Regions from separate parts of the Mus musculus genome. Here all the other regions are linked to region 4. The links are chromatin loops, found by intact Hi-C in ENCODE. Cell type or tissue: left cerebral cortex. All regions are shown on one strand.

Region 1 (4,000 bases), 1.0 Mb after region 4:
CTTCAGAGAGAATTAATCGGAAGTCTTTGGCAGAGATAAGTAACTGTAAGAGAACTAGAGAGAGATTCACACTAGGGTTTGAGCCGCCTCTAAAACATGGCTCTCTTCTCTGGCTTTTTCTTAGTAGTATTGCCCCAGACAGTACTGTAATTAGGTGGTTTTAAGCTGGCTTTTCCTAGCTGCTGCATAACTTACAACCAGGGTCACAGAACCAGTGTTCACCTCCTCCTGTGTCTGGTCTTTGGAGGAAAGCAACAGGCTTGCCTCCTGAGGGAGAGATAGTCCTCACGTTTAAATGTTCATTAGGGACAGACAGTTCATTGTGTGAAGCACCACCCATGCTTGTTAAAACTCCTCAACTTCCACACTTTACTCCTAAGATGTGTCTCCACCCTCCCAACTCAGTTTTTGTTCATAAAAGGAAACTTCAGATGTTTAAGGATTGAAAGGGCGGAGGCAGGGCAGGCCAGGTATCACACTGGATGTTGTCCTTGTAGGAGACGGTGCCCGCTGTGTGGCTGAGGCTGTAGCATGTGCCAGAGCGAGTGTGCTGCTGGCTATCTCTATTAACTTTCCCTGGAAGGGCGGCAGAAAAGGCAGTGCCCAGGTGCCGTCCTCCCTGTGCAGTGGAGGTGTGGGTGAAGAATAACATATGCGTTCGGTTCATCCCGCAGCGCCAGTTCTGCTTACCAAAAGTGGCCCACTAGGCACTCGCATTCCACGCCCGGCTCCACGCCAGCGAGCCGGGCTTCTTACCCATTTAAAGTTTGAGAATAGGTTGAGATCGTTTCGGCCCCAAGACCTCTAATCATTCGCTTTACCGGATAAAACTGCGTACGTCGGGAAAAGAGCGAGAGCGCCAGCTATCCTGAGGGAAACTTCGGAGGGAACCAGCTACTAGATGGTTCGATTAGTCTTTCGCCCCTATACCCAGGTCGGACGACCGATTTGCACGTCAGGACCGCTACGGACCTCCACCAGAGTTTCCTCTGGCTTCGCCCTGCCCAGGCATAGTTCATAGCTCTCCTGCTGGAGAGCCCGGATCTTGTTCCTCATTGCTTTCCATAGCCTACATAGAAAGTATGTGACTCCTAACTTAATCAGTGTTTATTGTGGGAATTGCAGCCCCCTGCTTTCAATGTTCAACAGATAACTTCTCATCTTTGACATAAAAACAGAGCAGAAATATTCAAAGCTAAGTGTGAGGACAGTTAAGAATTAAGAAATACATTTTTTGTTTGTTCATTCATTTAGCAAACATCTGTGCAGTCTGCACCATGAGCCAGACACACTAGGCTGATTGCGTGGAAGGAAGCGTGCTGCCTCTAGCCTCACTTCCTTCAGAGTGTTGAAAATGTCATGTGATATAGTGCACTTCCTCGGCCGGCCGGTTAATGAAACGTGCCTTCTGCGCCCCTTTCCTTCTCACTGTGTGGCGGTGTCCACAGTCATCTCACACTAACCGCTTCACCATTTTCCCACTCTCAGGTGAAACATAGGGCTGTAGGGCAAGGATTTTTTTTTTTCAAATTCAAAATAGTTTCTATGCTTAAAACATCATCTTATATTTCCATCTTCCCGTGTTTTATGTGTAAATTTGTGGGTGTATATGTTTCTAATAAATGTACAGAAGAAACAGAGAGCACACAGAGGACAGCCTTGATAAGCTTATTAGTTCAGGGGTTGAACAGTGTATAAATCCAGAGATGGGAAGTTGTTGCTTATGATTAACAAATTTGTCTGGGTTGTCAGAGAAATTTACAACCTCGCAAAGCAGAAACAACAGGGCTCTGACTCTAGACATAGACATCATTTATGAAGCTCCTGAAACAAGGGAAAAGACTAACATTACTGAACTCCAAGTGCTCTGAAAGGCGGTTACGGACTGTTCATTCAGAGAGAACTAGGGGGAAGTATTTGTTGGATAACAGGCTCCCACAGTGTTTCTGCCCAGCTATAGCTCTAAAACTGATTCATGTCTGACCCCTAGTGGAGGTACGCTGGCTCTTCTGTTGCCTACCCTGTCCCTGTACTGGGAAGGCCAGACAGCTTCAGGCTGTTTACTGTTAGCATTGTCCAGGCTGAGGTTTTGAAGTAGATAGCAGTTACTTACTGAGCATCCGTTACATCCATTCTGTGCACTTGAGATTTCTGCGCAGCGTATTTTCTATAAACTCACAGGATTTTAATGTATAACTGAGCAAGTCCACTGTAAACTTACGGGATTTGAGTATGTAGCTAAGTGTATAAGTATATTAAGTATATAGCTAAGAAGATTGACTATAAACTCAGATAATTTTAATTTGTAAACGAGTAGATGCCCAGTAAACTCACAGGATTTGAGTATATAAGCAAGCACACCCACAGGTATCTTGTTTATAAACTTAACCTGGGGGTGTCTTGTGATTTTCACGTGTGAGCCCTTTCTGAATTTGTCTCACGGCTTTGGGAGCTTTGTCAGTTCTTAGTGTTAAGTGGATACTTAAGGTAAAAGATTGCCTTGTGCTCAGCTTCTATGTGAACGAAACTCCATTGTGCAGAGTACTCCATTGTAGACACCCAGTGCAGCATTTTGGTTTTGCCAGCAGGTTAATACTAAAGTTCTTATCTTTCAGCTATGCCTGCCCAAATATCTATAGGGTTTATGAATGAACTGGCATCTGGGATTTAACTTTAAAAGCTTTATATGGGTGCGAGTGGGCTTATATGAAATGTGATTTTCTTGGTTCCCTAGTCTCCTGGGGCTTTGTGCTGTTAGCATCTCTGGTTCTGAATGTATGAAACACTCCCATGACAAAAAAAGTTTTTATAATTAAATGTCTTTTATCTGAAAAAGTTTAACATGAGTAATTTCAAACATAGTTTACTTTTTACAGTTTTAAACTGGTTTATTTTACTCCATTGCTTGAAGGTCAGGTTGCATTAAGAGAGTATATGCGGGGCTGGTGAGATGGCTCAGTGGGTAAGAGCACCCGACTGCTCTTCCAAAGGTCCAGAGTTCAAATCCCAGCAACCACATGGTGGCTCACAACCATCCGTAACAAGATCTGACTCCCTCTTCTGGTGTGCAACCATCCGTAACAAGATCTGACTCCCTCTTCTGGTGTGTCTGACGACAGCTACAGTGTACTTACATATAATAATAAATAAGTCTTAAAAAAAAAAAAAAAAGAGAGTATATGCTTGCTTCTACTATATGAAATTGTGATTGAAATGTGACAGGTCTTCATCTGGATCCCATTCAGAGATTATTATAATTTGAGATTAGGATTCCTAAAGTTGTCAGATCTGCAGATTGGGAGGTAAAACTTGAATGTATTAACTAGCATTTTGAAAATGAGTATATTGTCTTCTTAGTTTGGGTTTTACTGCTGTGAAGAGACACCAGGACCCAGGTAACTCTTGTAAAGACAGCATTTAATTGGGGCTGGCTTACAGAATCTGAGGTTCAATCCATTATCATCATGGCGTGAAGCATGGCAGCATCCAGGCAGGGATGGCGCTAGAGGAGCTGAGAGCTCTATATCTTGTTTAGAAGGCAAAGAGAAGACTGGCTCCTATGTGACTAAGAGGAGGGTCTCAAAGCTTACCCCCACAGTGACACACTTTCTCCAATAAGGCCATTCCTCCTAATAGTGCCACTCCCTGGGTCAGGCGTTATACAAACCATCACACTCATCTTGAATAGACTATGGAGAACAGCTTGACTTAATAATTTACTTTTCCCCATCTCTCTGTTGATTTTCCTCATACCACAAAAGAAAAGAAAAAAGAAAAAACACAGGCTAACAATCAGCTATAGTATTTTAATGTTTGATTACAAAATGCATGCTTTTTGTTTGTTTTTGTTTTTGTTTTCAAGACAAGGTTTCTCTGTGCAGTCCCACTGTCCTTGAACTATGTAGACCAGGCTGGCCTCAAACTCACAAGAGAGCTACCTGCCTTTGCTTCCTGCCTCTCCTGCTTCTCCTGCTTCTCCTGCCTCCATGTGCTGGGTTTA
Region 2 (4,000 bases), 690 kb after region 4:
CCTGGAACTGGAAGTATAGATGGTTGTGAACTGCCATGTGGGTGCTCCGTGATCAAACCTGTATCCTGTGGAAGAGTAGCCAGGGCACTTGACAGCTGAGTCATCTCTCCAGCCTTCAGATTCACAAAGTTAAGACAACTAACAACCAAAACCAAGTCAGGCTTTTGGAAGAAAAGCAGTAGAGAGATGATGCTGTGTCTTGCCTACTTCACTTGCTTGTTCTCTCAGCATGTAGATGGTTATCTCATGTCTTCACGTGGTCTTTGGGTCTCCATCATCCTCAGCTCCTCTTGTTTGTTTCTTTTGAGACAGGGTTTCTCTTTATAGTCCTGACTGCCTTGGAGCTCACTCTGTAGAACAGACTGGCTACAAACTCAAGAGAGATCCATCAGACTCTGCCTCCCAAGTGCTGGTACAGAAGGTATGCACCACCACACCCAGCTTCAGCTCACTCTCCTCCCACGTGACTTAGATAGTAAACTAAACATAGCAAAATTGGTATTAAAGAAAAAAAGAAACTGACTTCAGACATGGAATTTGGGATAGCTACTTCTTGGGGGAGGAATATATGTACCTCTTAAGGTGCCAGAGGTGAAGATGTCTGTGGTGCTCTGCTCTTACTCCAGAGACTCATGCACCTCAGTATTTATAACCTACCTCCACTCACTGTACAGTGGAGACAAGAAAGTGGAATCAATCCTACAGCCTTTGCAGCACTGTCTTGGTTAGAGCAAGGAGGAATGCAGAAGGTAGACGTGTGGGTTTTGCTATGAATGCTAAACTATGTAAAGAGCATGTAAATACCACAGGAAGACAGGATCCCTGGAGACATTGAAGGAACAAGAGAGGGAGGAAGCAAGATATCATACTGAAGCATGTTATCAGAGTTGAAGGACACTGGACACAAGGCTTACATGGACACTAGCCCTTGAAAGGAGGACTGCATCCTAGGTCACATGGGAGGAAAGTGAACATCTCTACTCTTTACAAGGGAGAGCTGAAGCTAGGTGTGGCCATGCATGCCTTTAGTCCCAACACTTAGGAGGCAGAGGCAGGTGGATCTCTGTGAGTTTGCAGCCAGCCTGGTCTACAGAGTGAGTTCCAGGGCAGCCAGGGCTACACAGAGAAACCCTGTCTCAAATGAAACAAACAAAAAAGAGAAGCTTGAGAGTGACAGGGACCCAAAGGCCACATGAAGACATGAGGTAACCATCTAGATACTGAGAGAATAATCATATAACAACCAGTGAAACAGGAAGTCACAGTGTCTTCTCTCTCTACTGCTTAACTTCCAAACGCTGACCCTCAGGACCTACATCCACTATGAAGCCTGCTTACTTTACAGCAGTATTTCCCTTCTGTTGGCTCACCTATTCATTTAGAGACAGTTTTCCCATGTAGCACAGCCTGGTCTCAAGCTCGCAATTCTCCTGCCTCTGTTTCCCAGGTGATGAGAGCTTAGATGAGTGACACCTCACCTTATTCCCTCTTCTGTTAAACTCTGCCCTACCTGGATGCAGCGTTGGCTTTTTATGTATTCCCACACTATTTTGCAGTAATTATTTTGTGTTGTACATCACTTGGACTTCATGTGCTCTTTCATGAGTTGCTGAGTCCAAAATTGAAGGCTCAACATTATCCCCTTATTTTTAAAGTAGATTATCATGCATATGCAGAGTAACATTAGGATAATTTTTTTCTTTTATGGATAATTTTCTAAGTCTACTGAAACAAATATTCTGAAATGATAGAATGTGTACACAAATACAGAGCTTTGAGTCTCTATTAACAAAAAGTGTTTCAAGTATTGTTTGTTTGTTTGTTTGTTTGTTTGTTTGTTTTAAACAGGACCTCATGTATCCCAGGCTGGCCTCAAACTGTGTGACTAAACATGACCTTTTCCTACTGCGTCTACCTTCCTAGGTGCTAAGGATGGAACCCAGGGTTTTGTGCACTGTACAGGGACATCCCTGGCCTCCATTATAAGCCCTAGAACTACATTTTAGAAGCAAAACCAGAGAGCTGATATTAACATGTAAATGGTTTAATTTAAAACTTGTATAACAAATTGCTTATTGCCCATTAAAACTATTAACCTTTTTCATCATTTCAATGTTGAACATTTCTCTGAAAGGTAACCAGAAGCAGACTGTCATGGGCAATAGCAAATGCTGTGAGGAATGCCATCTTGTGGTGGGGAGCAGCCCATTGCATGTCTTCATTCAGTCACACCCTTCAATCCAGAAAGTAAATACTCAGGAAATATACAAACCACAATTAAGATCACTGTCACTACACAGCAATGGAAATGAAACACAGTTACCATTTTGTGTGGATTTAGGTACCCCAAAATGTTTTTTTAAGTGAAACAAATAGGACCAGACTAAAAATAATACAGAAGAGCTGCTGTCTATAACTGAACTTTAATAAAGCATCTTAAACATTACTAATCTTGGATCACCTTTCTCTTGAAGTAGGTGACTTTGTTTCCGTGTTCACTACTTCACAGTTCTGTCAACTGCTACATCCTACATCGGCCTGATTTTCAAACTTCACCAGCACTAACTACAGACATTCAAAGAGCAGTGAATGGGCCACGAAATCTCTAGCTGGACAGTGTACATGTCATCAAGTATTGTCCAAAATGGAATTTGAAAGGGGTTAAAAACGATGATTCTAATCCTAGTGAGCTTACTACTTCCTCTATGTTAGCTAACTATCTCAAGCACAAATTGTTCAATAAACACTAAATGACTAGATATGCAGCACCTAACTGCATTTAAATATTTGTAAATGCTATGCTAAATACCAGATATTTTGTTCCACTCAGAAGTGTTGGGTAAAGGAGAAACTGCCATACCAACAAGTGCAGAAAATAAAGCATGATAGCAGAGGGTTCCAGGTACTATGCTGGCCTCCGTCTCTTAGTCCAGAGATCAGATGCACACATAAACATTTACATAAAATAAAGCAAATGCTATTGTAGTCCAAATCAATGTTTGAGATTTATTATTGCTCCTTTCCAAGAAAAACCCCTACTCAGACTTCCTTACAAACCAATTTTGGATGAGTTTTTCTGCATGACTCTTCAGGACATCCACATCAGCTACACAAACCTGGTAATCCATCTTCTCCTTCTGCTTCATTCTCTCTAGCAGAGCCTCGTGAGGAGGGGGCAATGCATTGTACGAGCTCAGTAAGTAAAGCTGGCTGGACGACGTCTGGTTGAGTTCTTTAATCCCCAGTGCCTGCATGATAGCAGGGGCAAACTTGGAGTAGTGAGCTGTGGATGCAATGAGCACTGGGCAGCTTTTGTCTTGCATCTTGTCTGCAACCACTTTTGCAACAGCGGTATGTGGATCCAAAATATAGCCTGATGCATTGTAGGTAGTGCTGATAGCTGCGAGGCATTCTCCCTCAGAGCACCAGTCGGCAACAAACTCTTGCTGCAGCTTCTCGACCAGCATCTTCTCAATCCGGAAGTGAAGCTGACTCTCTAACTGATGGTATAAATTTGCCATTAACTGTCCGTCTTTGTTAGCCATCAAGTATAAATGTCGCTCCAGGTTGGAAGACTTGAGAATATCTATTGATGGTGAAAAGGTTTGTGCTAATTTCCTATTCCTTAGATCATAATGTCCAGTTTTTATGAAGTCAGTCAAAACGTGGTTCTGATTAGAGGCACAGATAAATTTTCGAATAGGGATTCCCATCATCTTGGCATACACTGCCGCCAACACGTTCCCAAAGTTTCCTGTGGGAACACAGACATCTACTGGGCTTCCAAAAGAAATAAACCGTTGGTTAACAAGCTCAAGGTATGCAGAGGCATGATAAACTATCTGCGGAAGTAGTCGAGCCCAATTTATAGAATTAGCTGAACTTAAGATTGTTCCATATTCCACAGCCAGAAAGCCAGTAAAATCAGAATCATTAAATATTTTTCTAATAGCTGTCTGGCAAAAATCAAAATCTGACCTGACACCTATTGCCCAACCAT
Region 3 (4,000 bases), 1.0 Mb after region 4:
TTCAGGTGATGTTGATGTTTATCTAGGAAAATACATTTGTTAAGCTAATTGAACCTTGCACTTAAAGTATTTTATCTTAGTTGTAAGTTACAGTTAATTTCAATAGATGCCGTGAAGAACATGTGTGATTAGTTCACTCCACTGTTTATAGATAGTGGTGTTGGACTGTTTGGGACAACACAGCTATGGACCTTCTTTTACCTGCTTTGAATCCAAAGGCATGCTTCTGTAGGAGTGTCGCTGCTGAGTCATCACATGCACAGGGTACTGCTGTTCCCAGTGCAGTTGGACCAGCTTGCACACGAGCAGCACAAGCATCCAGTTGCTCTGCAGCGTCGCCCTGCTTCGTGTTAACCTGTTTTCAAATTTTGGTCGCTGTAGTTGGCGTGGGCAGTGGTTTGGATTATAGTTTTAATTTATATTTTCCATGAGACAGAGTTGATTGTGCATCCATTTTAATTGTATACTTGTAGGCATTCTTTGAGTATTCCAAATGGAAAATTTGGTGGCTACAGAAGTATAGTCGGTGCCCACTGACCTTGCCTTTCCAATCCTTACGACCTCTGTTAAGGTTCTTATTTCACTGCAGTCTGAGTGAGTGATACTTTGTTTTTAATACTTTGAACTCTCTCTTAAGCATTTTGCTGTGTTCTTTGTCCATGAAGGTGCTGCACTGTGGATATTAAGATGCTCTTTTGATTTATCAGTCACAGCCAAAGCTACAGTTTGCCTATCATTATTTGGGCCTGCGGTTTGAGACCAAGACGAGTATTTTTCTTGTGATATTTATTTTGATTTTCATGGGTCTTAGTGTAAAGTCTGTGCCTTTCCAGTTACTGTGTAGCAGAAACCAGCTCACTTATGGTGTCCGTCTTGAGTGTCTTGAGTTGGTCCATAACTATGCTCTGGCCTGGAGTTGGCCCCGTGGAAGCTATGTAATACTTTCCAAACCAAGAATAATTTTATATTTTTACAGGTTTGTTTAAAAAGAGAAAGAGAAAGAACACACCAGATACTGTAGGTACTTAAGAGCCCTAAATATTGACTGCTAGTTCCTTACAGGTGCTCATCATATGTGTTGTTCTGTTCCATTGGTCGTTTGTGTTGTTTGCTTTTTCAGACAGGATTTCTCTGTGTAGCCCTGATTGTCCTGGAACCTACTATGTAGACCGGGCTGGCCTCCAGAGTTCAGCCTGCCTCTGCCTCCCTTGTGCTGGGATTAAAGCCCAACACCATGCCCAGCCCATTGGTCATTTTATTTGCATTGAGCCAACACTGCTTCTGTTTGCTGTGGCTTGATAAATGATTCTATCTATAGTGCATCCTTCATTTGCTTGACTGAGATCTAACAGTGCTTTGTCACGAATCTGCGTGCATGACGTTCCAGATTAAACCCACAAAAAGAAAAGGAAAAAAAATTCTGACAAATTTTGTTCATTATGTACTATCATAAAAGCTTTAGAATTGGGTTTTCAGTTGTTAGAAATTTTCTTGTGTATGCGTTACAAAATTTAAATGTTGAAAAACACTTGCCTTCAGGAGGCTGAGGCAGAGACAGGTGTGTCTGAATTTGAGGCTAGCCTAGACTGTACGAGATCAGTATCTATTCAGGATTTCCAGTACCACTTTCTCAGGAGATTTATTGGCCCTATAGGAACTGAGCACAGGGAATAAGAGAGAAAGCAGGGAACGAGGGAGACGGGGAGAGAGATTTGTCCAGATGACAAAGGACTGCCTCTGGATAGAGAGGAGACACGTGTGGCACATAGCAAAATGGCTGTTTATAAAGGTAAGAGGGGAAACCCTGTGTTAGGATGAGGTGTTTAATTGGGCATGTTAACTAGGGAAGCCAAAGGGGGCTTTTGATTGCTGGACTTTGTTAGCTGGACCTTGGTAGTCAGCCTTGGGAGGAGAAAGTGGCCGAATAAGGAAATAGACCTTGGGGGCTAGCTTCAGGAATGTAATCTAGTGATTTTTAGTAAGGAAAAGGGAATTGGTTAGAAGGACCAGGCCTGCCACAGCCTTTTTGCCATGCTCGAGTTCCTTAATGGGTCACAGAGTGAGTTCCAGGACACCCAGGCACACATAGAGACAGAAACCCTAACACAAAACAAAAGCATCCTTGCCATGTTGAATCTTGTAGTGTGTGTCTCAGATTAATTGGTCAGCATCTATTGGAATACCCCTTAGGTTTTTCTTCATCTTTTGATATAGTGAATATATATTGATTAGATTTTTAGATGTAACCAATGTTGTGACCAAACCAAGCTTGTTTGCATTGTTGTGCTCATCAGCCTCTTGGCTCGGTCTTCTATTTGAAGATTTTCACTTCTCAGCTCAGTGACTGTGTGTTGTCATCCGCAGACACGGAGTGGCAGCAGCTAAGCGAGGGGAATGGGTGACTCATGCCGAGAGTTAGCAGAGAATGATCGCAGTGGATAAGAACTGAGGAGGACTGGGAAAGGGCAGTGATACAATCTGGTCCTAAGGGAAAACGTGAAGGAAAGATTTGTCAGTAAAAGCCTCACCCTTCAGTCTGGATCCAAGGAAGACTCAGCTGGGCCGTAAAGCAGTGGAGGAGTTCAGGGAGCAGTCTTCTTGATGAACACCACTTTGGACAACAGTGGGGACATGCCTACTTAATGGGGACATGGCAGTGGGCTGATGGCTGGCTACTGCAGAAGGTTCTCAGAGGGATGTCTGGCACAGTGCCTCTGTGATGCTCGCCAGCCCGGAACACCTTGCTTTCCTTCCTAGCCTTTGGAGACTGGTAGGCTCTTTACCTTGTCTAGCTTTCCTGAGAGCAGGAGTTGACTCTGAAGCCGACTTTTACTTTATGTATTTAGAAACTTTTGCTTATTTATAGATAATGAAAAATTTGATTTTTTTTGTTGTTGAATCTTCTTTAAATTTATTTTCATTTGTATTATGTGTATGAGTGTTTTGCCTGCATATATGTCTGTTAGTCACTTTCACCCTCGGTGGCCAGAATAGGGCATTAGAACAGTGGTCCTCAGCCTTCCTGATGCTGTGATCCATTACTACAGTTTCTCATGCTGTGGTGACCCCAACCATAAAATTATTATTGTTACCACTTCATAACTATAATCTTGCTACTGTTATGAATCATAATATAAATATCTGATGTTCAGGATAGCTGATATGCAACCCCTGTAAAAGGGTCTTTAGACACTCAAAGGGGTCTAGATGTACAGGTTGCGAACCACTGCCCTAGAACTAGAGTTACAGATGGTTGTGGGCTGCTTTTTAGGTGCTGGGAATTGAACCTCTGTCCTCTAAGAGGACAGCCAGTGCTCTTAAACCACCAAGCCCTCTCTCCCACCCTTTGTTTAATCTTTGTTGTAAGAGTCTGTTGATTCAGGGATTCTTAAAAGTTTGTTTGTTTGTTTGTTTGTTTATTTTCTCTTCATGCATTCTGTTTGGTAAGTTAAGTAATGTATATTCATTCTTTTAGTAGTTAGTTTGGAAATGCTCCTTCTCTTTCTGCTGCCTGTCTATGATTGCTGTGCTGTGTTGGAATCAGTTTTGATTTAATGAAATGCCTTTGTTTTGCCCCCATTTTTGCTTTGTCCATTCTCTACTAATCTTGGAGATACAACTCTCTTCTTACTTGGCTTCTGCTGTGACTCGTACATAAGTTGGTTATACCTTTGCTGAAGGTAAGCACAGGCACACGTGCACGCTGTCACACCCATGCGCTGTAAGGTTTTCTCTGCACCTTCAGTGCTCAGCCATTTCCTGACAGTGAGTGTAGCTGAGGGCTCTGGTGTTGGGTGAGTGGAACTTCTTGAGACTGGAGAGCCTTTGCTCCTCAAACTTTACCACAGTCTGTGTAAATACTGCAATTCAGTATTTTCATTTCTTAAAAATGTCTAGATTTTCATATTTTTGTTTGAAATAAAGAAGCTGATGGAAAAGTGGTAGGCAGTTTCAATTTTTGAAGGGTTATTTTGTAGGTTTCATAGCTAGTAAAAGATTG
Region 4 (4,000 bases):
TGCATGCACAACTACACAGATTTATGCACATACAGGCAGATGTGTGCAATTATGTACACAAACCCATGTACACAAGCACATATGTGTGCTCATACAGACACTCCAGGAAAGAGGCATCATATGCTATGATTTGTTTGTTTGTTTGTTTGTTTTGTTTATTGTTTGTTTGTTTTTGGTGTTTTTGAGACAGGGTTTCTCTGTGTAGCCCCGGCTGTCCTGGAAGTCACTCTGAAGACCAGGATGGCCTCGAACTTAGAAATCCGCCTGCCTCTGCCTCCCGAGTGCTGGGATTAAAGGCGTGTGCCACCACTGCCATATGCCATGTTTTGATGGGTATCTATGGCTGGCCCATTGTTTGCTATGTAGCTCAGGTTGGTTGGAACTCATGATGTCCTCTCTCCTCTTCCAAAGAGATGGAATTATAGCATTAAAGTCTGACAGGCTGGGGCAGTTTAGAAGTGCACCAGGTGTTACAGGAGAGGCCTAGTTTAAAGCCCCTTCATAGCTTCTCTCCAGAGGCATCCTCGTCCTTACCACTACTTTGAAAGACCATCTCCTCCAAATCTCATGTTGAAATTTAATTTTCATGTAACATGATTAAAATGTAGACATTTAAGAGATAATTGGACCAGGAGGGCCTGATGCTCATGGATGGGACTGATCTTTATAAAATAGTTGGGGTTTTGTCTTCTCTTCCCATCTCTCATTTATTGCTTTCAGCCATTCAGTGAGGAGTAGCCAGGCCTCTGTTGGAGGGTGACTTGACCTTGGACTCCTCAGCCTCTAGAACTGTGAGCTAACAAATTCCTTTTCATCATAAAGGACCCAGCTGTGGCCAGTTCTTGCAGTCTCCACTTCCATACGCATATTTGGAGGTCTGGATTATACATTAGTTTCTGGGTCTTCAACAAAGTATCTCCAGGAAAGATGCATCATGTTTCATATGCTCAGGTCTGAGACAGTTTTGCCATTTGCGTATTTGGAAGAGAAACAAGGCTCCCTTCTTCTGACTACATAAAAATTTAGAACCTGAACATGGAGGTGGAGAGTCTTTAGCATAGTTAGCTTCTCGACGACAACAACAGGCAGATTCCCAGCGAAATATTTGTTTCTGTGATCTCGGGCTTTTTCATAGGAAGTTTAGTTGAAGAATGAAGGAATCTCACATTCTAATTGATGAGTTTATTTTGAAATCTTGAGTGTGATGGATTATAATGATTACCATCTGTTTATCATTATAGTCACAGATTGTGAACACAACATCATCACATTAGCATAGTTTCCAGATCACATTTTACTTTGTAAAAATCTTTCCTGAGCTGGTTCTGGTGGTGCAGGTCTGTAATCTTGGATGCATGGGAGGCTGAGATCACAAGTTCAAGGCTAGCCTGAGCCATTTAACAAGACCCTGTCTCCAAAGCACACGGGAAAGAAAGAGATTGGGCTAATTTTTAAGAGCTCACCAATACTGTTTTGATTCAATTTTTCTACTTCTGGACAGAAGTTACAAAATCACAGGTTGTATTTATTCCCCTGGTGGATATTTGCTACGTCACAGGACATTCAAATGATGTCACCCTATGATCCTGAGTACTCTACCAACTGTAGGCACAGAAGGAATAAGCTAGTTTCAACTACCCTGAGCAAGAGGATTAAGGTAAATATTTGGCTTGACATTTTCCAACTTCCCAGGCTTTTAGAGTCACAACTCATGTTCCCTTGCAGTTCAAGACTACTGCCACTAGGCGATGCTGCTGTACATAGTTCTGCTGTGCAGAAACAAAATGGAAAGTTGGAAAAGATCAGATGAGATCACTCCCTCCGTGGGTCTTTCCTTGAGGGGCGGGAGAAGGGGTGGAGGGGGCGGTGGTGGTCAATTAGAACTCCAGACTCTGAGCAATCATTCACTGCTGGACTCTGGCTCGGCTAGAGGTCAGGGCAATCAGGAAAAAGACTCTTCACTTAGAGCCGCTGCCTATGCTGGGGAAAGAGCCAAAAATAGACCCGGGGAGAAAAAAAAAAAAAAAAAAGAAGAAGAAGAAGAAGAAGAAAAGAATGGGGACTTAATAGATATCACAGCCGTTTTTTTTTTTATAAATATTGCTGTTTGCTTCCCACTCTTGCCCATGTCACTCCAGGCCATTAGCGCTCTATTTTTGCCTCTGCAGCCCTCTGGGCCTGGCCCCCTCTGCCTCCTAGGCTCTGGGCTCTCGGATCCTCCCCTCATGAGAGCAGCTCTCCTGGGCCCCGCAGGTTTGACATCAAAAGTTATTTTTATACTAGTAGATTGCAGTATCATTACAGCATAGATTTTGTGCCAAAGACTGGCCCAAAATCCGGCAGAGAAGAAAATGATCCCAAAGGCAAACCTATTTAATCTCAAAATGTCTCTTAAACTGCATTATTTACAGTCATAGCAAAAAGTGTTACACGGCCAAGAGAATGAAAGTGTCTTTTGTACATTTTCCTACTGATGACAAGAAGGCTTTCTGATATGTAAATGAGGCAGGCAGGTTTCCACTTGGCTGTGGTTAGTCTTTTAAAGTTCAAGAACAGGGCCTTGGGCTGGTAACATCTCTTAGTAGGTGAAGTGCTCAATGAACAAACATGAAGACGTGGGTTTAAATCTCCAGAACCCATGTAAGACAGGTGTAGTACAGATCTGCATTCTCTGTAGTGTTAAAGCTAGATAGGAGGCAGAGGCAATAGAACCCTGAATAGGAATAGCAACAGTGATGGATGCACACATATTCACATGAGTGATACAGAGAGAGAGAGACAGAAAGACACACACACACATACACACACATACATCTATATGGAGGGGGGTAGAAGATAAAGATCCAGAGTTTTCCTCTGACCTCCATAAGGGAGAAGATGAAGAGCCAGAGTCCTCTGATCTCCATGCTATGGCACATTGTACACCTGCACTGAAATGAAGGTGTGTACACACATGTACAACATATCCAAAGGCACATTAGATGCCCACACTAACACACATACACACATCACTCGCACACACATAAGATGAAAGAGTCATCATCAGTGTAGATCCAGACATTCTACCCTAGTTGAGAGTTCTGACTGTGGGTGTCTTTGGGTTCCCCTGGAATCTAGGGTTGAAAGGGAAATGATGCATGAAACTACACATTCTAGCTGGGGTCCCTAACTAGAACATGGTAAATTGGTACACAAGGAAAGGAAAGGTACTCAAGGACAATGCAAAAATCAGCTTCCAACTAGCGACTGCTTGCTACCAACCATGTTTGTTGAGGGTTGGTGGAAGAAATGAATTTCCTTACAATACCAGGGAATAGAAAGATGAGACTGCAACAGCATGATGTGGTCAGAAACTTGCTGTTTCTCCATCTTTGGCCTGCCAATTGCTGACCATGACATGAAAGTAATTCAAGACTATCAGGTCTTGCACTGTATCTTGCCTGTAATTTTGTACCCCACATCCAGCATTGTCTCATCTTATGTCCCCTAAACAGTAGATTTGATATCAGTTTTCTATATATTTTTTGAGATAGCATCTCCATGTAAAATGTATTTATCTGTATGTATGTCTTTGGTATTGCCATACTTTTAAGAGATGTGCAATCTGGGCACATTTTCTGACCAACCAGCTCTCATTCCATCTTTTTTTGTTTTCAATAATCAGATCATCCTGTAACGAGGAGTGTGATGGGTTGTATATACTTGGCCTAGGGAATGGCAATATTAGGAGGTGTGGCCTTGTTGGAGTAGGTGTGGCTTTGTTGGAATAGGTGTATCACTGTGGGTTGGGCTTTAAGACCCTTGTCCTAGCTGTCTAGAAGCCAGTCTTAGTCTTCTCCTAGCAGCCTTCAGATAAATATGTAGAACTCTTAGCTCCATGCTCTCGCCTTGATGATAATGGACTTAACCTCTGAACCTGTAAGCCAGTGCCAATTAAATGTTGCCTTTATAAGAGTTGCCTTGGTGGTGGTATCTGTTCAAAGAAATAAAGCCTTAAGTA
Region 5 (4,000 bases), 700 kb after region 4:
TAGGGTCACTCCCACCACCCATGAACTGGTGAGCGTGGCCACTATGAATTCCTAAGTGAGACGCTGGGTTGGGTTCCCATGAGCCTTTAGTCACAATACTTTTTCCAATGAATATATTAATATATATACACATATATATGCTGCTCATTAATTAATAGGAATGAAGCCAGCAGCACTCTTAACTCATTCCTGAATGAAGCTCATCTTAACATACCTGCTTTCTCTGTATACACACCAGTCTCGTCATACTTTGGACTACTACCTGAGTACTCAGTTTAGGGATCACTTTAAGTGGCCACTGAAACCATAAGAATGCAAAGCATGTGGCATGTTTTGCAGAATATAGAAAGGATATATGTTACTGAAACCCCACACAAGACAAAACACAGCTGGCCTCACTTCAGCTGGAAACATCACATACCACGCTTCCAAATTTTCACTGCCATGCCTACGTCCATAAATTACTAATAATGTGTGGCTAAGTATTGAAGAATTATGAATAAACTTGAACAAATGAGACACTGACATACAGAATCCATGAATAATGTCTGCTAACTTTATGTCGTTCCCCTTTAGTGAAAGCTGCATTCTTACACCCCTTTTCACGTATCAGCTGCTTCTAATTAGAACATGCCTTGGGTTGTCAACCTGGTTCCGACTACTGGCCTCAAATACCTGAATCCTTGGGTTCTATCCTGAGGTCAGGAAGGTATATGCCTTGGCTAATGGCTATCAAGTTGGTTAATACTGTTTACATTCTATGAATTCACGATTCAACAGTTAACATGCACAGGAGCATATATCCAACAAGGAAGTTTTTCTCTTTACATGTTAAGTAAAAAGCAGCAGAGAAATCATTTTTTTTCAAAAGCAAAAATTGGTGCTCCCTATCCACCCCTTAATCTATGGAATGTTTTTAAAGAAACCCAATCTGCTGTGAAATAAGGAAACACATCACCCCACCCCAAAAGATTATTCATCTGAACCGTGGGCTGCCCAGAAAAAAAATAGATAAATTCTATCAAACCGAAAAACGGGAAACTAAATTGTTTCTTTATTCTTATCGAATAAAATTTAGCAGAAGCCTCCAATCACGACTTGCATTGAGCGAGGCCTTCCAAGTGAGGACTGAAAAGTTCACTAAGCCACCAGGCCATTTAACCCAGCCACCAGGCAGTGAGAATTGAAGAACTGATGCACCTGACTTCCCTGGCAGGGCAACTGCCAAGTGGATTTAGACCCACGAAATTTCCTCCCAAATCCCAGGGCCAAAGGATGTGACTGGGTGAAGGCTTTCAAATGAGAGTGCAATCACAAGTGCATATGCATGAACGGGAGATCAAACAGCTCAAACGAAATATAAGCACTTCTCGGAGAGGAAAAAAACAAAAACATGTCAAAAAGGGAGTCAAGGGCTGAAACCTGGGCAAAATTCGAGGCCCTCTTCCAAAGGCTGGTCCTCCTGGCGCCGGGTAGCGCTCGCGCACGCACCGTGGAGACAGAGCACCGCAGGGCCCGCCGCAGGGTCCGGTGCGACAGGTGGATGGCAAAGAGAGGCCTGATGGGGCACGACGGAAGGGGGGATGCTAGGGTAACAACTCTCGCTGGCTTTCCATTCCTCCTCCATTAACTCACCAAGAAAACCACCCAAAGAAGAGGAAAGAGAGAAAGGGAGAAAGGGAAGCGCCTTCGGCACCGCCTGGCAACCTCAGCCGGCAAGCCCGCCCCAAGCTGCTGCTTCTGCGCCTGCGCTGACTGCGCGCTGCGCCACTAGGCCAACCACGTAACCCAGACGCCCCGCCCATTACCCCGAGGCTCCTCCCCTTCCCCGTCGATCGCTCCACCTCCGCAGGGGCGCGGCCTGAATGTTGGAAACTATTATGTGACGCGTGCGTGTCTGTCCTGCTCCCTATTGTAGAATTTTTCTTTCCAGATGTACCGAGGAAAACCACAAAATGTTTGGGTGCGGGGGGGGGGGACAATGTTTTCATGTCGTCTTTTCCAAAGACGCAGGAACGTCTTTTTCCTTACGTTTTTCTCAGACAGAAGAGGTTACAAAAAAGGAATCAGATAAAAGCCAGGTTGCCCCGTCTCCTAGCAACTGTTTCCTTAGCAACCACGTGGTCAACAACGCTAAACAGACTCGGAGCAGAATTATTTTCTTCCTGAAAAAGGGACTGTTACGAAAGGGTCAAAGGGAAATTACACGAAAGAGAAATTTTAGTTCTTTGATAAGAAAGTAAGAAAAGAAAAAGGCGGTGAGAGAAGGAGTTGAGACAGTGGGAAAGTGAGCCAAAAAGCTGAGTACTTGTTAAGGAATTCCTTGGTGGCCATGGACTCACCCTGCACTTCCGAGAGTATTTATAACCTCATACCCAGTGACTTGAAGGAGCCGCCCCAGCATCCTAGGTATGTGGGTAAGCAAAAGCGATGACTTCAGCCCAGAGGAAGATCGTTGACCTCTTTTAAAGACTTACGGGGCTGACTTTTACATTTAATCTTGGGTCGCAACTTCTTAAGACCAGGTGGACAAATCTAAATAGCGTTTCATATTTCACAGAGAAAAAAAAAAAGTGAGCTAGTGTTGTCAGACGTCCATTTTATGATCATAGCCCCCCACTAATATGCAATTATTAATTTGGTTTTAGGTGCTGTGTATAATGTGAAATTCCATGTCGTTGAAAAGAGGGGGAAAAATCTGTTTTATCCGTCCGTTTTAGGAAATCTGATGTTTAATTTAGGAACTCAATGTTGTATTTGACTTAGGCACTCTTTTGCCTCCCGTAATTTGTGTCTAAATTGAATTCTCATTTGTTTCTAGGCCTCAGTATTTCAATTGGTTTAACAAAAATGATGGACTAGAGAGTATGTCTAGGATTTTTACAGATCTTGTGGTTTAATGAAAGGGGTACAGTTGGATGGATGGAAATTCCAAAATATATAACTGAAGGAAATTCTTATGTGTTTGTTATATTTCTGAAAATCTCCAAATCTGAAAAAGGAAACTTCAAAATAAATGTCCCAGATACTTGGCCATATAGGTATTTTGTAAACTGTATTGAAGTCTGAGAGAAGAGGGCAGTCCCATGCCTCCTAGGAGTTGGTGATTTCTGTTATTTACCTTTGTCTTTTGACTTAAGAAAGTCACAGCCACTTTAAAAGAACCAGCACTCAGGTGCGCATGCCTGTTGCGGCACCCAGGATGCTGATGGGGAGAATCTGAGTTCAAGGCTAGCATGGGCTACAAAGACAGACCCTGTCTCTAAAACCAAACAACCAAGAAAAAAAAAAATCAAGAGTTACCAGTTATTATTATTGTGGAGGTCTACAATCAATTTGCACTTGTTTTCTGATTTGAAAATAAGTGAAGTAGACATTCGGAGGTTCCTTCCAAATGTAATGGCCAATTTTTTATGACGTGGAGTGGTAACAGCAAAGTGTAGGTCCTTCCATTTTAACTCAAACTGAATAGGCAGCTTATATCAGAGCAATCATGATATTGTATTTCCCTTGCTTATCAGCTGGGCATCTCTGGGGAGGAATGAAAATGCTGACACCGGTGTGGAGTTTGCAATGCTCACATTACTTGTAGCTGAATCAACTTTTGGTCCAAAATTCCTATGTACTGTTGAAGATAAACTTCCTCCTCTCTGTAGCACACTGGAAGAAACTGCCTTCTATGGAATACTGAGTTTGGATGTTAAGATATTCTACTAGTTCAGCATTTTGTTAAGTGGTAAAGAGCTTTAATGCACCTGGGAAGTTTGTTGTTTGTTTGTTTGTTTGTTTGTTTGTTTGTTTTAAAGGGGATTCATTTGGCCCCTGTTCTGTGTCTAACTGTGCCCCAGTATTCTTGCGCATGCTAGAGTGACAGCATAAATTATAAATTCCTTGGTTTATTCCTAAAAAATAATTACAAGACAGACTTAGTATAAGAAGGAATAAAGGGGGTGCCCTAAATGATCCTGTTATGATTTTGACAAGATGCCACACAAGCAAG
Region 6 (4,000 bases), 110 kb after region 4:
TGGTGAATGTGAGAAGTATGAGCTGCCACCCTATCAACAGAGCATGGTGTTCTACAGTAAAGCTTTTCTAGGCCAGAGCACCCTCTAAAACAGACGTTCTCAACCTGTAGGCCAGGATCCCTTTGGGGGGGATTGAATGACCCTTTCACAGGGGTCATATACCAGATATCCTGCATATCAGATATTTACAAGATGACTCATAACAGCAATGAAATCACAGTTATGAAGTTACAATAAAAATAATCTTGTGGTTGTGGTCCCTAGAACATGAAGCACCCTATTAAGGGGTCGCAGCATTAGGAAGACTGAGAACCACTGCTCTAAAACAATGATGGATGTAAGCATGTGATGGAGCCTCTTATTGTCAAATCAGTTATGTGCCATGCTGCTCCACTTTCATACAAATGGCACAGTGCTAAGTTCACTTACACAAGTTCCACCAAAGCACTCTGATAAATTCATTATGTGGTGACATAGCAATGATTAGGCCACCACTATGTGATATGAATGTTCAGTATTGTTATAATTTTATAGGACCATCATTGTATATACAGGTTATTGTTAGCCAAAATGTTATGTGGGCATGATTTTAAATAAAAATAGTCTATTCTATTAAACAGGTATATTTAGAGCTAGGAAACTGTGGTCAGAGTGAACTTCTATGAGAGATTTTAAAAGTAGGGCAGTTTCAAATGACTACAAAGTCTCACAAAATGAGAAAGGCCATGGAGAGGTGGAGAGAGTGAACTGTGGCTGAGGTTAAAATGGCTGTTCATTAATATGGTGTAGGCAATAAAAAGTCAAAATGAGTGTGGACTTGTGAGACTTACAGATGGTTTGGCAGGGATTCTAAGCATCTTCTACCTGATGTCACCTATTTATGCTTTTCAAGTAAAGATTATCTATGGGTAGAACAGTGAAGTGTGGAAGTTTGGAACAGAAGGAAAGTAAATCAAACTGGAAATGCCCAGCAGAAGGGGAGTTCTGGTGAGTACTACAGAATGACTGGAGCATAGCTGGGTTCTGTTGCTCCAGCAAACCCATCTGAATGTGCCCTCAGAGCTTATGTTACACATGACAGCATAAGGCCACATTCATCCAGAGTCATATTAAGCATGAAGTGCTAGGTCCAGGTCCCAGGGTACTGAAGACTTGGAATGGATCCAAAATACACATTTCTAACAAGTTCCCAAGGGATGCCACACTGGGACACATTTGAGAACCACTGTTCTAAATCTCTCTCCCTTGTAAATATTCTAACCTACCAGTCCCAAGATCTGGCACATTGTAGTTTTTATAAAAACATATGATGGAAGCAATCAGACTTGAATATATTGGACCCTTACATCATTTTCCTGGCTCTCTAAATTTCTAGTGTTTTCAAAAAATTTATTGCTAAGTATCATTCATAATATGTCCCAAAATAATGCATTCCACGTCTTTCTACTTAAGATGTCTCCTTCTTGTTTGATACAATTTCTCCCCAACTCCATCTGTCACTACTTCTATCAAATTGGATGCTTCCTACATATATACATTTTTAATGTTTATAATGACACAAATATTACCCATGGCTCAAAGTGCTTCTACATAAAGATTCCTGGGATATGGTCCAAAGTATTTTGTCTTCCTTTACTGAACAATATTGTACCAAAAATTTTTCATCATACTTTTCTTCTTAATGATCTAATGATGATACCTTTTTCTTTACACTAAGAGTAAACACTTGATAAGTAGCATTTTATAAAATACACATTTATGTCTCCCAAAGAGTGTTCAGCATGGCAGTAAAGAAGCTAGAACTACTTAAGTGAATCTTACTGATAGCATGTAATTCCTATGTTCTATTAAAGTTTATGAAATGAATTGCAACTGTGAATCATATATCCCATTTGTTTGTCCAGACTACAAAAATGATTTTTAAAGAAGTCATGATGTTGACCTTGTGTCCTTGGTTGTGACATCATGTGTGTTCCCTGTTATCATTTTCTTTTGTTAAACATATACATAGTGTGGGGCTAAAGAGATGGCTCAGAGGTTGAGAACACTGACTACTCTTTCCAAGGTCCTGAGTTCAATCCCATTGGCTACATGGTGGCTCACAACCATCTGTGATGGGATCTGGCTCCCTTTTCTGGCATGCAGGTATATATGCAAGCAGAACACTGTGTACATAATAAATAGATAAATAAATAACTGTTTAAAACAAACATAAACATGGTGGAATTTCTTATAATAATATAAGAAAATCCTGCTCCTAGAGGCATTGTTGCTGTGTCACATGTGTGTCAGTAGGTGGCAGAGAGGAGAGAGGCTATGTCTATGCTTGGAGTTCTGATGTATGAACATCTGAATGACAAGCAGCCTAACATTCCCTGAAAAACGTGAGTCTGAGACAACCACCAGTGTGGTGCCAGGGGCCCTGACAGGGAGCTAACCTGAGAAGACTGCCAGTCCTGCACCACGGAGGCCCTGACTGGCTCCCATGATGGGGAGCAAGCTGGAGCATAGAAGACCACAGGCCCTTGGGCAGGAATAAGCCTGAGGCAGAAGAATCTTGCAAGGGGCCACTTTGGTGGGCCAGGCAGAGAGTAACCCCAAGAGGATCACTAGTCCAGCATCATGGGACTTGAACAGGCATCTAGCCTGAGGTGACTACCTGTCTGTTGCCACGCAGATGGGAAAGGGGAAGACAGACCATGCCAGAAATGACCCATGTCTGTTGCTATAATGCATGAGCAGGGCATAGAACTCCTGAGATGACCCCAGGCACTCAGGGACTCCAGGCAGCACAAAGCAGATCACCGAAGTGGTGCAGAAATGGAAGAGAAAGAGAAACAGAAGGATGTAGGTGGGCACAATGAAGAGAAGCAGAACTGGAGGTGTGTGAGTTGTGAGGAACAGCCTGATATGGGTAGCTGATGATGAAACTTGGCACCATGATGGGGCCCTGGCCTGTGCTGCTGAGGGCCAGGGGGCAGGGGCACGTCTGGGTCCATAGCCTGAAGTAACAGGGGTGTTTTAGCACCAAAGACTAGGTAGATGTTGCTGGTCTGAGCTGCATCCTGAGGACATGTTGCTGTCTGAGAGCTGTGCAGAGCGGGCCCTACCACTCATGTGGGCATTGTGGGAGAGATGGTCCTGGGGCATGAGAACAGGTGAGCTGAGCCTGCCCCTAGTCAGCTGAAGTACTCTGGAAAGCAGGTTCCACACAATTGTGGGGGATTGCAGGTGAGCCAACATGAAGATACCATCACAGAAGAGCTGGTCCTGCCCCTCGTCTCCTGTGTGGTACCATGGGTGAAGGAGAGAAGCTGTCCTCCCCTGTCCCCGCCTCATGATTATGAGAGAAGGAGAGCTGGGCTGCTCCTCACCAGCTGTAGCACTCTGTAGAGAAGGCCCTGCACCTCACCTGGGCAGACAGTAGAGTGGCCCTGGACTTGGGGATTATGGTTGAGCTGGCCCTGATGGCATGAGTGTAGGAGAGCTGGCCTTCCCTCCTGTCTGCTGTGCAGTGGTGCAAATGAGGGAGAGACACCTTCCTCCTCTCCTTTATCCCGTGCCATCTATGGTAGACAAGAGATCTGGCCATGTCTGTCACCAGCTATAACACTCAGGAGAGATGGCCCTGCATGTCATTGCCTGGACAGCAGGGTAGAGCTTGTCTGGTTGCGGGGGTCGCTGGTGAGCTGGTCCCAAGATCAGGAGAGCAGGTGGGCTAACTAGCACAGATACCTCTCAGGCCTAGATCCAGGGCTTCAAATTGGCCCACCCCAACATCTTCCCCATCAATGAACTGCTAGAGAGCATGAAGGTATACTGTAGATCCAACTCCACAGGATCTCCATGACCCAGGGTAACAACAGGATATGCAAAAGGAGCCCCACTGAGATTCCAGTATAGACAGTGTAGCAGAAGCCGAGCCCCACTGAGATTCCAGTATAGACAGTGCAGCAGAAGCCAGAGGCCTCATACCAGACCAGTGAGTCATTGCAATGAA
Region 7 (4,000 bases), 540 kb after region 4:
CCATGCTGCTTCCCCCTCGGAGTCCTCTCTCGAGGGGAATCTGGCCGTCCCGGAGGGTCGAGGCTGGCACCAACCTCTCCCAATCCCAGATGAGCGAGCAGGAGGCAGAAGAGTAAAGAGTAAGCCATGGCTCCCATCTGTCTAGCATAGAAGAGAGGCGATAACCGGAGGAGTCACTTTGTAAATTTTGGTCCTCAATTTATCATCAGTAAGACTTTTGAGGGGAGGCTTCCTTCTTCTCCAGGTGGCGCCCAGTCCAGATGGACTTTAAAATAAGAATGTTTTGAAATTGGCCCAGCTGGCTCAGCTGCCGTCACAGACCAAATCACCTGTGGCAATGCTGGCTGCGCCCGGCTCCACAATGGGTCGGCTCGGGATTACGCACCTCGCAGCCTTGAGCCAAACAGGTTACATCCCCAGCAGCTATAGTTAGCCCGCTTACGTCTTTCTGCTCAGCCGCTTCCACCGCCGCTCTCATTGAGGTGTGTTCAAGAGCTGATGCTGATGCTGCTGATGCAGCTGATGTTGCCACCGCGGCCACCAAAGATGCTGCTCCATCATCTCACCCTTGGCAGGTCGTTCCCGCCTCCCAGTTCTGGCCCCTCCTCGACCGCTTCGCCCGGAGATGGAAGCGCGCACACAGATCCAAGCCGCGAGCTCAGCGGCGAGTCCCAAGGAACCAAGGTTTTCTTTGAAGACGTTCGTGTGTCTGCAGTCCAGACAGCCAGGCAGCTGATTAACTAGAGCCTTTAGGTTTGGCCACAAACCACAGCGCTGCCTTTCTCTGCTCTCAGATGAAAGCAGTTTAAAGAGACAGCTTGGCCGCAACCAAACCCTTGTAGGGCGGCTTCAAGTCGTCTTGTGCCCTGTTTGGTCGGCGCCTCTGTCAATCAGCTGACTGCCATTTGTTGGCTGGGGCGGGAGCTGTCCAGTGCTGAACCCGAGGCGCACTGAGGAGGCGGAGGAGGAGGCGGCGGCGCTGTTTTCACCCACTCGTGTTCCCTGATGACTCGGAAACCTTCAGGGGTGGCAAGGAGTGGGTGGGAAATAGGGGAGAAGTGGCGCTTTTGGTGGTTGAAAGCGAAGGAAACTTGGACTACTGAGGAGGAGGAGGCTGTTGGCATCTTGCTTGCTTAGTAAAATCAGCCCTTTCTTTTGCCTGGAAAAGAGGGAGAAGAGAGTAGTTTTCATTTCTGACTGAAACTGGGGAGGAGGGAACGTAGGATGGAAATGTGTCCTTCTTAGCATCTGCTCATTTTTTAGGCAAATTATCAAATTCTCTTCCTTGTTTTTGGTTAAGAGAATGATTAAACCTGGCTTGCCAAGGATAGTCTTAGCTGTTAGAGAGTAATGGAGACGTCTACTGGCCGAGCTTCAAGGAAAAATAAATGTCATATTTAAAGATTCTCTTATTCGGGGCCAGAATGGAAGGGGAGCTCTGACAAAAAGGATGTGTGGAGAGGGGACATGATCAAGAATTGCGTGTTGTAGACTGTGAGAGAATGAGGATGCAAAACAGTGAATCTGTGGTGTGTGGGATAAAAAGTCACTGTCAGTGAGTTGCTGGAATTCATGAAAAACATCTCAGACTTCAAGGAAGGGCTCCAGAGATGTGCCAGCTCCAGAAAGAATTGGGAGAGCCCCTAAGCTCTCAAAGCTTCCTGTGGCATTTCCCTGTTGAATCTGCACTTTCTAAATGTGCCTCCACTTTTGAATTCCTCAAGAAGACACATGCAGAAAATCCCAGGTTTATTTTAGTCCCCAACTAACAAAGATGTCACTCATGCCAGTCCAAGATAGACTTACTGTACTATGTCATTTTGTTCTAGCAAAAAATACCTTAGGCTATTCTGTGTTTCTAGCATTGTAAACTGATATGTAAAGAAAAATAATTTGTTTAGCTCTTAGTTTTGTACAGTGGGTGTCCAAGATCAGGTAGTCCCTGATTTGGGAGACTGGTAATGGCCTTCTGAAGACAGTATGATGCTCAGAAATATATTGGAGAGAGAGAGAGAGAGAGAGAGAGAGAGAGAGAGAGAGAGAGAGAGAGAAAGAGAGAGAGAGAGGGGTCAATTGGCATGATGACAAACATCAAGTGAAGGGCTAAACAGGGTTTTTAATGACTTACTAACTCTCAGCATGAAGCATTAATCCACCAGTGAGAACAGAGCCCCCACAAACCAATTGCCTTCTATTTCTACTAGATCCCATCCCTTAAAATTTTACCATATTAACACCTCACACTGAAAACAAAGCTTCTAATGAAGGAACCTTTGGAGCATGTACTGGCTAGTTTTGTGTCAACTTGACACAGCTGGAGTTATCACAGAGAAAGGAGCTTCAGTTGAGGAAATGCCTCAATGAGATCCAACTGTAAGGCATTTCCTCAATTAGTGATCAAGGGGGAAAGGCCCCTTGTGGGTGGGACCTGCCCTGGGCTGGTAGTCTTGGGTTCTATAAGAGAGCAGGCTGAGCAAGCCGGGAGAAGCAAGCCAGTAAGGAACATCCCTCCATGGCCTCTGCATCAGCTCCTGCTTCCTGACCTGCTTGAGTTCCAGTCCTGACTTCCTTGGTGATGAACTGCAATATGAAAGTGTAAGCTGAATAAACCCTTTCCTCCCCAACTTGCTTCTTGGTCATGGTGTTTGTGCAGGAATAGAAACCCTGACTAAGACAGAGCACTATCCAAATCAAGTAATAGCAATATCTAAGTGCTGGGATGTACGAGACAAAACACCATGGTCATGGTGGTACATTGAATATCTAGAACACTGCTGGCACAGAGTAGGCTCTCATTATACACTTGATAATTAATGAATGAATGAGAAGATGATGAATTTAATTATTCTTTTCTCATGAGAAGAATTCTGCTCAGTGAGCCAGGGATGAAGGCTTTTGGAATAGGAGTTAGCAACCAGTTTTCTCAGCTGCTGTACATGGTTTCCAAGAAAAATTTTACAACTATGCAAAAAATAGTTATTTGACTTGTATTTACTTATAAGTAACTTCTGTGTTCATATCTGTCCTAGTAAGGAGTACTATTGCTATGATAAAACACCATGACTAAAAGCAAGTTTTGGAGGAAATAGATTATTTGGCTTACACTTCTACATCATAATCCATTATCAAACAAAGACAGGAAGGAACTAAAACAGGGCAGGAACCTGATGCACAAGCTGATGCAGAGGTCATGTAGGAATGCTGTTTACTGGCTTCCTCTTCTTGGCTTGCTTAGCCTGCTTTCTTATGGAACCCATGACCATCAATCTGCCCAGGGATGGCACCTCTACAGTGGTTTGGGCCTTCTCATATCAATCACTAATTAAGGAAATACTGGCTTGCCTATAAGCTAATACTACAGAAGGACTTTCTCATTTGAGATTCCCTCTTCTCTGATAGTTGTAGCCTGTGGGAGGTTGACATCAAACTAGCCAGCATAATATCTGAGTTTTTGCTTAAATTTTGCTTTGAAACACATACTCTTATGCTAAGTAGAAGTAACTTCAGTTTATTAGTCTGTTATATCACATGTGGCAATAATTACACATAGAGTTTCTCTTGAATTTATCATAATATTCCATGTTTTTGCATTTATTTAACTATCTAAAGACTTAAGTGTAATATCCTCAGTGACTATTTTAGAAAACCTGTAAAACTTATTTAAAATTCTTTAGGCACCTTGCCCGCCAGAGAGGTGGCTGCCTGGGAGGGCTCTGGCCTCCAGAGCAGGCGAGGGAGCCATCTTGTGTCCGGGGTCCCTCTGAGACCAGTCTGCTCAGGTGAGAGTGCAGACTGCAGAAGCAACACAGCTTCTGGAACAGGCAGAAGTGACACAACTGCTGGGACAGACCCCGTTTAGGGTTCCAAACATCCTGGCATCTTCCCCTCCAGAAAAGAGGTGGCCGCCTGGGAGGGCTTTGAACTCCAGAGCTGCTGAGGGAGCCATCTTGTGTCCCAGGTCCCTCTGAGACCAGTGTGTGCAGGTGAGAGTTCGGACTGC

Evidence for each region. A loop is a pair of places that touch in the nucleus more often than their neighbours do. Peaks named below come from ENCODE experiments on the same cell type or tissue, not always from the same donor. Only the 100,000 strongest peaks of a DNase experiment are listed, where the experiment ranks them.
Region 1: it touches region 4 in a loop (4-fold over the local background); 7 of 42 quality-filtered maps call a loop at or near these places.
Region 2: it touches region 4 in a loop (10-fold over the local background); 5 of 42 quality-filtered maps call a loop at or near these places.
Region 3: a loop joins it to region 4, with 4 times the contacts of the local background. A loop is called at or near these places in 4 of 42 quality-filtered maps.
Region 5: a loop joins it to region 4, with 3 times the contacts of the local background. A loop is called at or near these places in 5 of 42 quality-filtered maps.
Region 6: it touches region 4 in a loop (2.1-fold over the local background); 2 of 42 quality-filtered maps call a loop at or near these places.
Region 7: it touches region 4 in a loop (4-fold over the local background); 6 of 42 quality-filtered maps call a loop at or near these places.

The regions. Positions count from the first base shown.
Region 1 is chr2:20,896,865-20,900,864 of GRCm38, reverse strand. The region is part of intron 3 of Arhgap21 (Rho GTPase activating protein 21); the gene reads left to right. Among named protein-coding and RNA genes, the nearest start is that of Arhgap21, 69 kb to the left of the region's middle. In left cerebral cortex, a CTCF peak has its summit at 1,987 (motif pointing left); a DNase peak (open chromatin) is centred at 1,975; H3K27ac peaks cover 195 bases.
Region 2 is chr2:21,212,716-21,216,715 of GRCm38, reverse strand. Thnsl1 (threonine synthase-like 1 (bacterial)) reads right to left here. Exons shown (of 3, transcript NM_177588.2): 3 at 1,707-4,000. The coding sequence ends at 3,036. Among named protein-coding and RNA genes, the nearest start is that of Thnsl1, 9.0 kb to the right of the region's middle. In left cerebral cortex, a CTCF peak has its summit at 2,191 (motif pointing left); a DNase peak (open chromatin) is centred at 2,168.
Region 3 is chr2:20,901,873-20,905,872 of GRCm38, reverse strand. All of the region lies in intron 3 of Arhgap21 (Rho GTPase activating protein 21), which reads left to right. Among named protein-coding and RNA genes, the nearest start is that of Arhgap21, 64 kb to the left of the region's middle. In left cerebral cortex, no CTCF peak of the experiment used is centred here; DNase peaks (open chromatin) are centred at 263 and 2,405.
Region 4 is chr2:21,907,525-21,911,524 of GRCm38, reverse strand. All of the region lies in intron 4 of Gm39767 (a long non-coding RNA gene), which reads left to right. Among named protein-coding and RNA genes, the nearest start is that of Gm39767, 55 kb to the left of the region's middle. In left cerebral cortex, a CTCF peak has its summit at 1,739; DNase peaks (open chromatin) are centred at 1,757 and 2,243; H3K4me3 peaks cover 351 bases; H3K27ac peaks cover 722 bases.
Region 5 is chr2:21,203,481-21,207,480 of GRCm38, reverse strand. Enkur (enkurin, TRPC channel interacting protein) reads left to right here and starts at 2,116. Exons shown (of 5, transcript NM_027728.2): 1 at 2,116-2,409. The coding sequence starts at 2,333. It overlaps Thnsl1 (threonine synthase-like 1 (bacterial)), which reads right to left and starts at 1,757. Exons shown (of 3, transcript NM_177588.2): 1 at 1,636-1,757. In left cerebral cortex, a CTCF peak has its summit at 2,276; DNase peaks (open chromatin) are centred at 1,792 and 2,091; H3K4me3 peaks cover 2,442 bases; H3K27ac peaks cover 1,436 bases.
Region 6 is chr2:21,793,306-21,797,305 of GRCm38, reverse strand. All of the region lies in intron 7 of Gpr158 (G protein-coupled receptor 158), which reads right to left. Gm39766 (a long non-coding RNA gene) reads left to right here. Exons shown (of 2, transcript XR_866003.2): 2 at 1-2,205. It also overlaps the pseudogene Gm24886. Among named protein-coding and RNA genes, the nearest start is that of Gm39766, 22 kb to the left of the region's middle. In left cerebral cortex, a CTCF peak has its summit at 2,296 (motif pointing right); no DNase peak of the experiment used is centred here; H3K27ac peaks cover 146 bases.
Region 7 is chr2:21,364,393-21,368,392 of GRCm38, reverse strand. It overlaps Gpr158 (G protein-coupled receptor 158), which reads right to left and starts at 826. Exons shown (of 11, transcript NM_001004761.1): 1 at 1-826. The coding sequence starts at 137. In left cerebral cortex, no CTCF peak of the experiment used is centred here; DNase peaks (open chromatin) are centred at 874, 1,371 and 1,515; H3K4me3 peaks cover 1,642 bases; H3K27ac peaks cover 1,847 bases.